Regions from separate parts of the Homo sapiens genome. Here all the other regions are linked to region 2. A link is a contact called in ENCODE Hi-C data. All regions are on one chromosome and are shown on one strand. Each heading gives the region's core, a stretch centred on a gene start or an enhancer-like site at or near the end of the contact. The rest is flanking DNA. Distances are from core to core; before and after follow the strand shown. Region 1 overlaps LOC105373411 (a long non-coding RNA gene). Region 2 has its middle 23 kb from the start of LINC01247. Region 3 has its middle 68 kb from the start of LINC01814.

Region 1 (3,792 bases), core at 701-3,200, 2.3 Mb after region 2:
GCACTCCAGCCTGGGGACCAGAGTGAGACTCTGTCTAAAAATTAATAAAAATAAAAAAGAGAAGCAACCCAAAAGTCCACTAACTGATGAGTTAATAAATAAAACATGATATATCCATATCTATACCATGGAATATTATTTGCCAATAAAAAGAAAGAATAATTAACGCATGCTACAACATAAACAAATCATGGAAACATTATGCTCAGTGCAAGAAGCCAGACACTAAAGGTGTGCATTATACTCTTTCATTTGTAGGAAATACGGCAAATCCGTAAAGACAGAAAGTAGATGATCAGTGGTTGCCAGAGGCTGGGGGAAGAGGGAATGGGAAGTGAATGCTAATGGGTTTCCGGGTTTCTTTTTGAGGCAGCAAAAATGTCCTTGAATTAGATAGTGCTGATGACTGCACACCTTTGTGAATATACTAAAAACCACTGGGCTGTACTTTTTAAAGAGGTGAATTTTATGACATATGAATCATATCTCAATTTTTAAATTATGGCAAATATATACAATAATGCACCACATAACAGTACTTCAGTCAATGTCAGACCACATGTACCATGGCCATCCAATGAGATTATAATGAAGCTGAAAAGTTCCTGTCTCCTGGTGGTGATGCTATAGCTGTCATCATGGCATTAACCCAACACATTACTCACGTGTTTAATGTAAACAAACCTACTGCGCTACCAGTTGTATAAAAATCTAGCACATAGAATTGTGAATAGTACATAATACTTGATAATGATAATAAATGACTATTATCATAATATAGTATGTTGTACTAATTTATGTACTTACTATATGTTTTATCGTTATTTTAGAGTATACTGCTTCCACCTTTTTTTTTTTTTTTTTGAGACGGAGCCTCGCTCTGTCACCCAGACTGGAGGGCAGTGGTGCAATCTCGGCTCCCTGCAACCTCTGCCTCCCAGGTTCAAGCGATTCTCCTGCCTCAGCCTCCCAAGCAGCTGGGATTTTAGGCACCCGCCACCACGCCCAGCTAATTTTTGTGTTTTTACTAGAGAAAGGGTTTCACCAGGTTGGCCAAGTTGGTCTCAAACTCCTGACCTCAGGTGATCCACCCGCCTCGGCCTCCCAAAGTGCTGGGATTACAGGCCTGAGCCACCGCACCCTGCCTCCTTCTACTTATTAAAAAGCAAAAGTTAACTATAAAACAGCCCCAGGCAGGTCCATCAGGAGATATTTCAGAGGAAGGCATTGCTATCATACCAGATGACAGCTCCATGTGTGTTTCTGCCCCTGAAGACCTTCCAGTGGGACAAGATGTGGAGATGCAAGACAGTGATATTAATGATCCTGACCCTGGGTGGGCCTAGGATAATGTGTGTGTGTTTTAGCTTTTAACAAAAAAGTCAAATTTTTAAAAATTTTTAAATAGAAAAAAAACGTATAGAATAAGGATATAAAATATTTTTGTAGAGCTGTACATTGTGTCTGTGTTTTAAGCTGTTATTACAAAAAAGTCAAAAAGTTGAAAAAATAGAAAGTTTATTAAGTAAAAATGTTACAATAAGCTAAGGTTAATTTATTATTGAAGCAAGAAATTTTTTTTTATAAATTTAACATAGCTGAAGTGTACAGTGTTTACAAAGTCTACAGGAATGTACACTAATATCTAAGCCTTCACACTCACTCACCACTCACTCACTCACTCACCCAAAGCAACTTCCAGTCCTGCAAGCTCCATTCACGGTAAGCATCCTAGATGGGTGTACTAGGTTTTCATCTTTTATGCCATATTCTTACTGGACCTTTTCTATATTTATATAAACACTTATTCATACCATTGTGTGACAATTGCCTAAAGTATTCAGCAAAGTGACATGCTGTTCGGGTTTGAAGACAAGGAGCAATAGGCTACACCACATAGCCCAGGTGTGTAGCGGGCTCTGCCAAAGGTGTGTGTGACTGCTCTGGGACGGCCTCACCATGGCATCACCTAATGATGCATTTCTGAGAACGGATCCCCGTCGTTAAGTGATGCTAACTATACTTACGAGTACATTGTGATGAGTCATTATTTACAGGTCATTTTAAACCCAAACAGTGATTTACAGGGACTCTATCTCCTAGAACTTTTGAATTTCCTACAGACAGTCACAAGAAAAACATTAAGATGAACTTAGAGAACAAGCTGAGTGCTTTCTCCTTGCATTTCATAACAAAAGGCAATGTTCATAGGGGGATTTCAGATAGTGTGTTGATTTAGGGAGAAAAATCACATTGCTTGAAGAATTCAAATCAAACTATAGGTTCAAATACTCTACTACCTAATCAGAGATTTCTATTTACACCCAAATAGGAACGGTCAAACCTGAATTATTATTATTATTTATCATAAACCTAAAGTCCCGGCTTGAGTAATTCATAGGCACAAAGTGTGGCAGCTACAGTCGCCTATATGTCCCGCCAGTCACTAAAACAGGCACAGTTCTTCATCCACACGCCATTTCCTCTCTGCCCTTCTTTGTACCAAAGATCACTGTGTCCAAGAAAAGCATTCTCAGGAGGCCCGAAACTGTGCTGTGGGCAGAAAATCAGCTTTCTGAAACCCTGAAGCTACTACATGTTTGCTCTTGGTTGAAACTGTGCTCTGAAACCTCCCCGTAAAAGCTTCCACTGGGCCTGGGCCCTAGAGAAGGTGATAACATGTGGAGGACTGAGGCTTCTTCAGATGAGGGGAAACAGAGTCTGTGCAGGTAGACGACATCTGCTTCTCCCTAAGGCGCTGGGTTCTAACTCACTCTCCCTTCAGTTTAACCCAGAATGAGTCCCAGGAGCGAAGCCCTTGCTCCAGTCATCTTAACACCAAGATGACAGGGGGAAGATCAGAGGTGGGAGAGACAGTCAGGAGCCCTGTCCAAGAAGTGCCCTTGGTAGAGGGTCCTGCAGACCTTGGACCACCCGGGCATGACACCAGTCAGCGCCCCACAGGCAGCTCTAAAGGCCTGTGTTCTCTCTTGGGATGGGCTGAAACTCGTTGCACTGTCACTTTGCACACAGGTCCAAGCTTTATGCTACAAAGCAGCATGCAGACCAAGCCTGCCTCAAGTTCACGTGAAAGTCCCTCAGATTCATGAATACATCAACCCTGTCTAGGCCATTGCTTCAGGGACACTGAGAACAGATGAAACCAGGGGGTAGAGATTAAAAGACACCAAATTCCAACCTTCATCTTCGTCTCTGAGTCTGTCACTTAGGCCCAGAAAGTTAAATTCTCTGTTGCCCACAAACAAAATACTGAGTACCACTTCCTCCCCAGGATTAAGATGAGAAACGCTTTAAGGGAATCCCCGTAAAGCACAAAGCAAATCCATTTTATTTTAAGAGAGAAATTCCTAGCCGGGTGAGTCCAGGTTTTTGAGCCTCACGGCGACAAAGGCACATGGCAATTGCTTTCTCCACGTTTCTCCTCCCACCTTGCAGATGCCAAGCGTGGGATCCTCTCTCTCCCTGTTTAGCCCTTCCTCGTGTTTCCCAAGGAAGGACCTGCTCAAGCCCCACCGGCAATTGCACCTTGCATAGGAATCACCCGCAAAGGGCTTTGAGAAGGGACTCGGGCGGCAATGATGAACAGAGCACGGGGATGAGCCTCACCTCAGACACCCTCGCAGGGACCTCCAGCAAGTTCCTTCTCCCAGGCATCCTCAGTGTCCTCACCTGTGAAAGGAAAAGGCTGGAACCCATGATCGCTGAGGTCCCGTCTGTCTTGATCTCTTCTGCCCAGCTCTGCCTGCTGTTCGTGAACTCCTCAACCAGGTC
Region 2 (4,081 bases), core at 811-3,310:
GAGGGGATTGGAACCCATCAATATCTGAGACAAACAGTAACATAGCACGGGGACTTTTGTTACAAATGTCCTGCTCTCTTCCTCTTCCACCTTCAATCTTAGCATAGAGCATGCAGTGTGAACATCAGTGAAACCGATCTGGTTTCAAATAAAAGATTTGTTGCATTTTGACTATGAGGCATTTTGCAAGTTGCTTAACCTCTCTGAGGCGCAATCCCTTGATTTGTGAGGCAGAGATAACACCTTTTTCAAAAGGTTGATTTAAGACCATAATAAAATCATGAGCATGAGAAACTTAGCATAGAGTCTGGAACATTTCAGCTGTTCAATAAATTTTGGTTTCTGTCCATTTTCTCTACCTTTTTCCTCTCCCACTAGAACACGGGGCAGAGAAGGTCCAGTGTGTTAGCCTTCAGAATCTTTTAGTTATTGGGGTTATTTTTTTGGAGAATTTTATTTTTTGGCCTATTTGTTTGTTCTCAGAGAGATGGATGAGATCTAAAATGTACTTCTACTGTTTTCTTCCCCATTTAAAAAAATGTAAAAACCAGAACGAAACACGTCTTTCCAGTCACAGGTAACTAAGTAGGAAGTATCCAGTAACTTCTTATCTTTGGGGAAAAATGTTACCCACAATACCCCAGAGTCAGCTGGGCGACAAGGGGATCTTTTTCCTATATCCCCCGCTCAGTGCAATTCTAGTCAAAAAATTAGCCATGCGTGGTGGCGGGTGCCTGTAGTCCCAGCTACTCGGGAGGCTGAGGCAGGAGAATGGAGTGAACTCAAGAGGCAGAGCTTGCAGTGAGCTGAGATTGTGCCACTGCACTCCAGCCTGGGCGACAGAGCGAGACTGCCTCTAAAAAAAAAATAAAACTCAGCAGAACTAGTCCATGGATATAATGTGCCATCTTGAGGAAATCCACACCTTTTTTTTCCACTCTCTCTCTCTTCTTTTTTTTCAGTTGAAGTATTGTTTAGAAGGCACTTTTAATTATAATTTTGGTTAACTGATTAACGTTAACTTGTATATGACTTATATTGACCACTAAACTTTGGGCCTGGTTGCCCGGTACCATCTGTTTAATTGCCATTTCTATATGAATTCTTCAGTTTTGATATTTGTTTCTCATCTTGTGTGCATTTAACATTACAATCCCCATAAATGCTTCTTTTAAGATGGCTGAATATCTGTAAATACACTTGTCATTTGTATTTTTGGTGGAATTTTTTTGTTCACGTGCACCCTCTTTACTCCCTGGATGTCTTGAAAAAGAAACTGTGACACGTTTTTATCAATACAATGTTTTATTTATTAGTAGAAAAAATGTTAAAAATAAGTACCTATTTTAAGTGTTTTTGTGGAATAAGTAATGCAATAAAATGAAAAGCCAAACTCTGTAGAACTCAAAATGTGTTAAGTATGCAAAGACCAGAAACCTTATAAAGGTGGCAACATATTCTAGATACTTTCAAGACCTTAAGCACCCATGATTACTTGACCTCCACTTCTTTTATCATTTCTACTTGCAATCCATCAGACCTGTTTAAGTGAGAACTCGGGTAGATCTAAAGGTCTTTTCCATTTTATACTCTTTTTTTCATATAAATTTTCAGAAATGCAAAAATTGTAGTGTGAAACTGTGTGAACTTGAAATGTTTAAAGTTAGTATAGTATGTTAAAGACCTATTTGATTATGAACTAGGGCTAATAATCTTAGATTAATTCAGATTTTAATTAATTCAAACATGGGTTACCATGTTTGAATCTTGTTGTTCTAAAGTTTTCTAATTAGTTGTCTTCCCTCAAACAAGAGTGAATCCAAGTGATTGATACAGCCTTTTCCTTTTGTTTTTAGTATTCTGGGCCTAGACTCACAGTGGTTCTTAACATTAGCCACTCATTAGACTCGGAGAAGTCTAATGAGTATTCCCCAAGTCTGTGCATTCAATATAGAGTCAAGTGAGAGCACCTGGATCTGGAGAAAGGAGGCGAGGAGGTAATCTAGAAACAGCTCTGTCAGTGGTGGCCATTCATTCAGCCAGGGGAATCTTAAACACGAAGACTGAGAGATTTCTTTAAGAGAACTTTCACTTCTCTTTTGTCGTTTCCCAAAGGGTTCCATTTGTAAACCAAAGCTTAAGAATGTATTTTGGTCATAAAGGTAAATTCGCAGTTTCTCACGTTCTCAGGGACTGTTCTGAAAGCAAACTGACAGGAGGAAAGAGAAAGCCAAAGGTGAAAAAAGTGAGGCCAGTGCCCTCAGACTGACTTTCCTCATGGACTCAAGGACTTAGCCAATGTAACCTGGACACTGAGACTTTCCCAAAAATAAGACCCAGGGTGACAGTGCTGCTTCACTGAGGACAAATACAATTAAATGAAATTAATAAAATTTTTTTTTTAAATAAAAAATAAACCAGGTGTGGTGGCTCACACCTGTAATCCTAGCACTTTGGGAGGCCAAGACAGGCGGATCATGAGGTCAAGAGATTGAGACCATCCTGGCCAACATGGTGAAACCCCGTCTCTATTAAAAATACAAAAATTTGCCAGGCATGGTGGCGCGTGCCTGTGGTCTCAGCTTCTCGGGAAGCTGAGGCAGGAGAATCCTTTGAACCTGGGAGGTGGAGGTTGCCGTGAGCTGAGATCACACCACTGCACTCCAGCCTGGCGAAAGAGCGAGGTTCCTTCTCAAAAAAATAAATAAATAATAAAATAAATCATGGTCAGGCTTTGTTCCAGGCCCCAGAATTCCAGGATGGAGCAGTTCCCATGCCCGTCACCAGGTGGCAGAGGGGCTTTGCATCCAGGCCTCCCGGGCGTCCCTGGGGCAGCACCTCTGGCTTAGGAAGCAGAAGTTTAGTGAAAATTCAAGGGAGTGCAAACCTTACAGTAAAACAGAAATCTTGTCACTCTGCAAAGCTGGACTCCAGTTCAGAAAGCCAGGTCTCAGCCTTGGACCTGAGGGGTTTGGATGCTTTGGGAAAAGTAATTTCAGTGGAATCATAGGGGTATCACTCCATGGCCAGAAGCAAGCTCAGCTCCAGTGTAGTGCTGTAGTTAAAGAAACAAAGCCAAACCTGTTAAGTCTAACTTCACTTAGAAAAATAGTAAGTGAATAGATCTAAGTTTTTAAATTGTTTAAATGTTCACGGAAGAAGACACCGAATCTTGATTGTTCCCACAGTTTCCCCAAATATTACACAGTCATTGACATACAACAGAAGTTGGATTTATATTTATGATGGAAAGAAAATAGCACCCAAAATATTGACAAAGGAAAATAATGGAAAAGGCACATTTGTTTCCTTGGTTTGGCATGGGATGGAGTGGAAAGAGCATATGTTTTGACCCAAGGTAAATCTGGGTTTGAGTGTCTACTTTGCCGCTTCTCTAGACCTTTCGGCAAGAGCTACTCAGCGGCTCTAGGATTGTTTACTTGGCTTTAGAATGAGGGCTAGCGTGTGCATTAAAGCTTGTAGCTCAGAGTTGTTGCAAAGATTAAAGAAAACAAGAAGTGAAATACATGGCAGGTAGTGAGTGTTCAGAAACCTTTAGATCTCTCCCCATCAAAACTTCAGTGTGAGAAAAGTATTCTCTGGTGCTCAACCACCAACTCTGATTTTGAGACTAGAACCATGCAAAATTGTTCTGTGACCTGAAAATAATTTTCCAGATTGTGGAAATCACTGGAACATATGCTGTGGTCATCTGGCAAATTCTCTTTCTAACATTTGTGACTGAGTGCCCCTTTTAAGTACCTCTGAGAAACCCTGGAAGTTGATTTCCCATACATTTCAAATAAGTATTCTGTGAACACAGTAGTGTTAGGACATTCTGGGAAAACTCATAATGTCCTCAGCGATTTACAGAGTTAACTTGAATCTCTGTGACACCGAGGCTCCTTTAATCATAAAGTCAGAGTGAGATGATTGGACCTCTCAAAAGTACAAATGTTGCGAGTCTGCTTTGAATAAAATATACCTTCGATAGTTTCCATTTAATATAATATTACATTCAAGAATTAAGAGACTCCTGAATAATTTATCATTTTGCAAGTATAAGTGATCACTAATAATA
Region 3 (3,865 bases), core at 624-3,123, 2.2 Mb after region 2:
AGCAGAATTAGGATGGCGCTGAGGGAGGCGGGATAGCTCGGACTCAACATTGCTTGGACATGGTAGCAAGAGAGACCAGGGAACCTAGGATGCCTCCCTCACTGCTGGCATGGGCCAGGGGAGAAGGGTGAGCCCATCCTCTGAGCAGGGAAGCCAGGTGCCAGCACAGGCAGAGCCAACTTCAAGTCACACAGATCTCATTCAAACCCCACTCTGCTGTCTCTTAACTGTCCAACCTTGAGCAAGTATCTTGGCCCCATCTGTAATCTGGAGATGAGGACAGTACCAGCCCCACAGAGCTGCTGTGAAGATCCCATGAGGAGGTACATGCAAACCACTGGGCACGATGTCTAGCACTCAACAGACACTAAATTGATCACGGCTGTCATTTAAATTAGCCACATAAATGTGTTTCATTCTTGGAAGGTCACGTATTCCTCACAGCGTATGGTGCCCCAGTCTTTCCACTACTGCTGCATTTTGGAGTGTCCTCTAGCTTTCAACCATGGATAATGAGACCTGCAGATAAGCCATTTCCAAACTCCCCTAGTAGAGCCAGGCACCCCATCCCCATCCCACAATTCTCACTGCCTGGTCCTCATTTCTGTGCTCACCTCCTTCCCTTCATGGAGGCTCTCAGGCAGAGCTGTGTGACCTCCCTTTCCCTCTCCATCTGTCTGTGCAGAGCTAGCACGGGAGGGCTTGGCAAATGTTTATTTACTGAGCAGGAGTTACCAACTTTTCTCCCAGCTGATGATTTAAGTACAAGTTTCAGTATGATTCCTCCAGTAGCCGACCAAAGGCGGATTTTAAACTAAGAAACACACCTGTATTTAGCACACCAGGGGATTCACCAGTTCCCCTGGGGCTGGTCTTGGCACAGTTTCATCCAGAAAAAAACCACCAGAGGAACCTTCAGCACATTAAACACCCATAGGCAATATGCACTGTGTGGGGGGTCAGGTGCTCATTGTCTCATTTCTTCCTCTGCCCATGAGGTAGGGTGTGTGAGCCCCATTTTACAGATGAGCAAACTGTTGGTAGGCAAGTCTACTTTGCTAAAGGTCATGTCGCTGCCGCATGTTTATCTGCATTTGAGACTAGAAAAGCAATTGATGTCTGTTCTAGGAATTAGGGACACTGGTGCTGAGAACACTTAAAAATAGCCCCGTGCATTTTCCCATTCTTGAAACAGGTTTACTAATCAGGAACGCAGCTGAAAAAATCCAGCAAAATGACTCAGTTCCAAGTAAAATGTCATTTCTCCCCCATCACTTTGGGACAACCCCAGCAAAGCCAGCACAGCATAGAAACAGAAAGAGAGACAGCAGAGAGGCCAAGAGGCAGAGAGGAGAAAAGGGGAAGAGGCCACATGGGTGGCTGCAGGGCCTCTCACAGTGCCCTGCAGCCTCAGTCAATTCCGGGGGTGCTCACAAGGCTAAAACGCTGGCTGTAAAATCAAGGGCAAGCTGGAGGGCTGGTTTCCTGTCTTCTAAATATACTCCTGTTCCGATGGTATCTCGTCCCCTGCGTCACGAAGGAGGGCTGCCCTTGACACTGTGAATGTCTCAGGAACACCTCAACCCAAAGGAAGCTGGGGTGTAGAAAGCTCGAGGTTCCTAATACCTTCAGGAACAGCACACTCAGGTCCTGCTCAGGCACTGGGCATGGCTGCCTCCTGCTCCTCTTTATCCACCCTCCTCCCCCTCCTCCCCCTCCTCCCTCTCCTTCCTCCCTTCCTCTTCCCTATCTTCCTCCTCCTCAAGGTCTTCCTCCTTCTCCCCCTCCTCTTCCTCCTGCTCCTCCCTTTCCCCTCCTCCTCCTCCTCCCCTTCCCCTCCTCCACCTCCCCACACAGAGCACCTCAAGCCCTCCAGGTGGGCAGTAACTGTCCAGCAGAGCTGCTGTCTGTGAATGTTATCAGAGGAAACACTTCAGAACTGAGAAGCAAACAGAAACCATTCTACACCTGCTGTCGCTCCACTTCCTCTGGGCCCCAACCTCCAGCCAGGTGTCCTCATGGGAAGAAAGGGCCCATTCAGGACTGCGGCTAGTGGTTCCCAGTTGAGTTCCTCCAACATGGCAGGAAGAAAGGAAGACACAGTAGGAGGCAGCAGAGCCTTGTGGTGAAGCCTAGGGCTCAGAGTGGAGCCCACCTACTGCCCATGCTGCATGTCCTGGCTCTGTGACCTTCGGGCAGGCTGTGGTTTATCATTACTTGTAATTTGTAACATTGAGTTACAAATACTGTGACTAGTTCAGAGGATTTATGAGGATGAAATGAGTTATCTGCTTAAACCACATAACATAGTGCATGGCCCTACACTTTGGGAGCTGGCGTGCCTGCCCTGAGCCCCACGCATTCACACTGTGTCATTTTTACAGCTGTGCCACCTGCCTCCTCACCTTCACCCTCCACCCCTCACACACCCTTCCAGGGTACCCCGATCCCGCAGGCTGCTTCCCATCTCTCCCTGAAATGCAGCCCGTCCTTTGGAGAGCCTTCCAGGACCTTTTCCCACTCTTGTGCACGCTTGACCATCATCAATTTAGTGATCTTTTCCCTAATAGATTTCACGTTCTCTCAGGCCCAGAGCCATGTCTAAGTAACAGTGACTAGTGGCTATGTGAATCTATTAATTCTCACACCTAAAATAGAACTCCACACAAAGGAGGTGCTCAATAAATGCTCATTGAGCAATCAACAATAACGACCAAGGCTCAGAGAGGTGAAGTAACCTGCTCTGTGTCACAGAGCTTGGAAGTGGCACATCTGGAATTCCAAGGCCAGTCACACCAAGGCAGGTCCAAGTCCTACTGCCCCTCAGCATCCTCCTCCCGTAGACGGTGATGCACCTGGGGGAGCAGAAGCAGTAGTTCCCAAGTCTACAGTGGAGCAAGAGGCTCAGAAATGGAGATCTCGGAGCTGCCCGCGTACAGCCTGGAGTAAAGGACACGCCATGCTGCCATTAAGCACCATTTCAGCCCCTCGTTGCCTGCACAGGTCCAACACGGAGCAGCTTGGCTGGGAGGCAGAACGGCAAGTAAAGCCTCCCTCCAAACAAGCCACCCCGCAAAAGGCTTGAAGGAGCACCCGTATTCAGAGACCACCCACTTTAATACAGATAATACTCTAGTAGCTTATATTTATTGATTTCCACACCTGCTAGGGACTGTTCCCAGCATGTGTGATTAAGAGTATCTATAATCGCAAGGCGCGGTAGCTCAGTCCTATAATCCTAGCACTTGGGAGGCCGAGGCAGGTGGATCACTTGAGCTCAGGAGTTCGAGACCAGCCTGGGCAACAGGGTGAAACCCCATCTCTACAAAAATACAAAAATTAGCTGTGTGTGGTGGCACATGCCTGTAATCCCAGCTATTTGGGGGAGCTGAGGCAGGAGGATCACCTGAACCTGGGAAGTGGAGGTTGCAGTGAGCTGAGATCATGCCCCAGTACTCCAGCCTGGGTGACAGAGCAAGACTCGGTCTAAAAAAAAAAATATATATATATATATATATATATAAAATTATTTGATCCTCGTGGCAACCTTACAAGATGGGCACTGTCAGCCGCCATCATCAGCATCTTACAGATGGGGAAACTGAGGTGGGGGAGAGAAGCAAGTTGCCTAGTGTCCTGAGTATCACACTGCTAGAAATTCCTGCAGCCTGGGTGCAGGCAGTGGGGCTCCAGTATCTGTACTTTTTACCAGTTTGCCACTCTGTTTTGATGTGATTTTTTTTTTTAATGTTAAAGGTGAGGTGGGGATAAGTTCCCAAAGGTGCTCATTGAGTCCCACTGTTGTGGAGTCACTTTCTGTGGAGTCCTCATGACAGGCCCTGGAGGCAGGAGACCCGGAATCACC

The links. A loop is a pair of places that touch in the nucleus more often than their neighbours do. Pooled maps may share reads with other maps.
Region 1: a loop to region 2 is called in a map with no recorded cell type, with 7 times the contacts of the local background. The contact joins two enhancer-like sites. A Hi-C loop is called at or near these places in 2 of 37 single-sample maps with no recorded cell type and 2 of 50 pooled maps.
Region 3: a map with no recorded cell type shows a loop between it and region 2 (21-fold over the local background). The contact joins two enhancer-like sites. A Hi-C loop is called at or near these places in 3 of 37 single-sample maps with no recorded cell type and 2 of 50 pooled maps.

What each region holds. Positions count from the first base shown.
Region 1 is chr2:8,603,846-8,607,637 of GRCh38, forward strand. LOC105373411 (a long non-coding RNA gene) reads right to left here. Exons shown (of 3, transcript XR_001739274.1): 2 at 3,628-3,792. Among named protein-coding and RNA genes, the nearest start is that of LINC01814, 22 kb to the left of the region's middle. Within about 2 kb of position 1,951, at least 4 of the 41 ENCODE cell types and tissues checked have a DNase peak (open chromatin) inside an H3K27ac peak, as active enhancers do.
Region 2 is chr2:6,350,316-6,354,396 of GRCh38, forward strand. No RefSeq gene overlaps it. Among named protein-coding and RNA genes, the nearest start is that of LINC01247, 23 kb to the right of the region's middle. RefSeq lists an enhancer at 1,981-2,100. Within about 2 kb of position 2,061, at least 2 of the 41 ENCODE cell types and tissues checked have a DNase peak (open chromatin) inside an H3K27ac peak, as active enhancers do.
Region 3 is chr2:8,514,123-8,517,987 of GRCh38, forward strand. No RefSeq gene overlaps it. Among named protein-coding and RNA genes, the nearest start is that of LINC01814, 68 kb to the right of the region's middle. RefSeq lists enhancers at 976-1,085, 1,286-1,335. Within about 2 kb of position 1,874, at least 14 of the 41 ENCODE cell types and tissues checked have a DNase peak (open chromatin) inside an H3K27ac peak, as active enhancers do.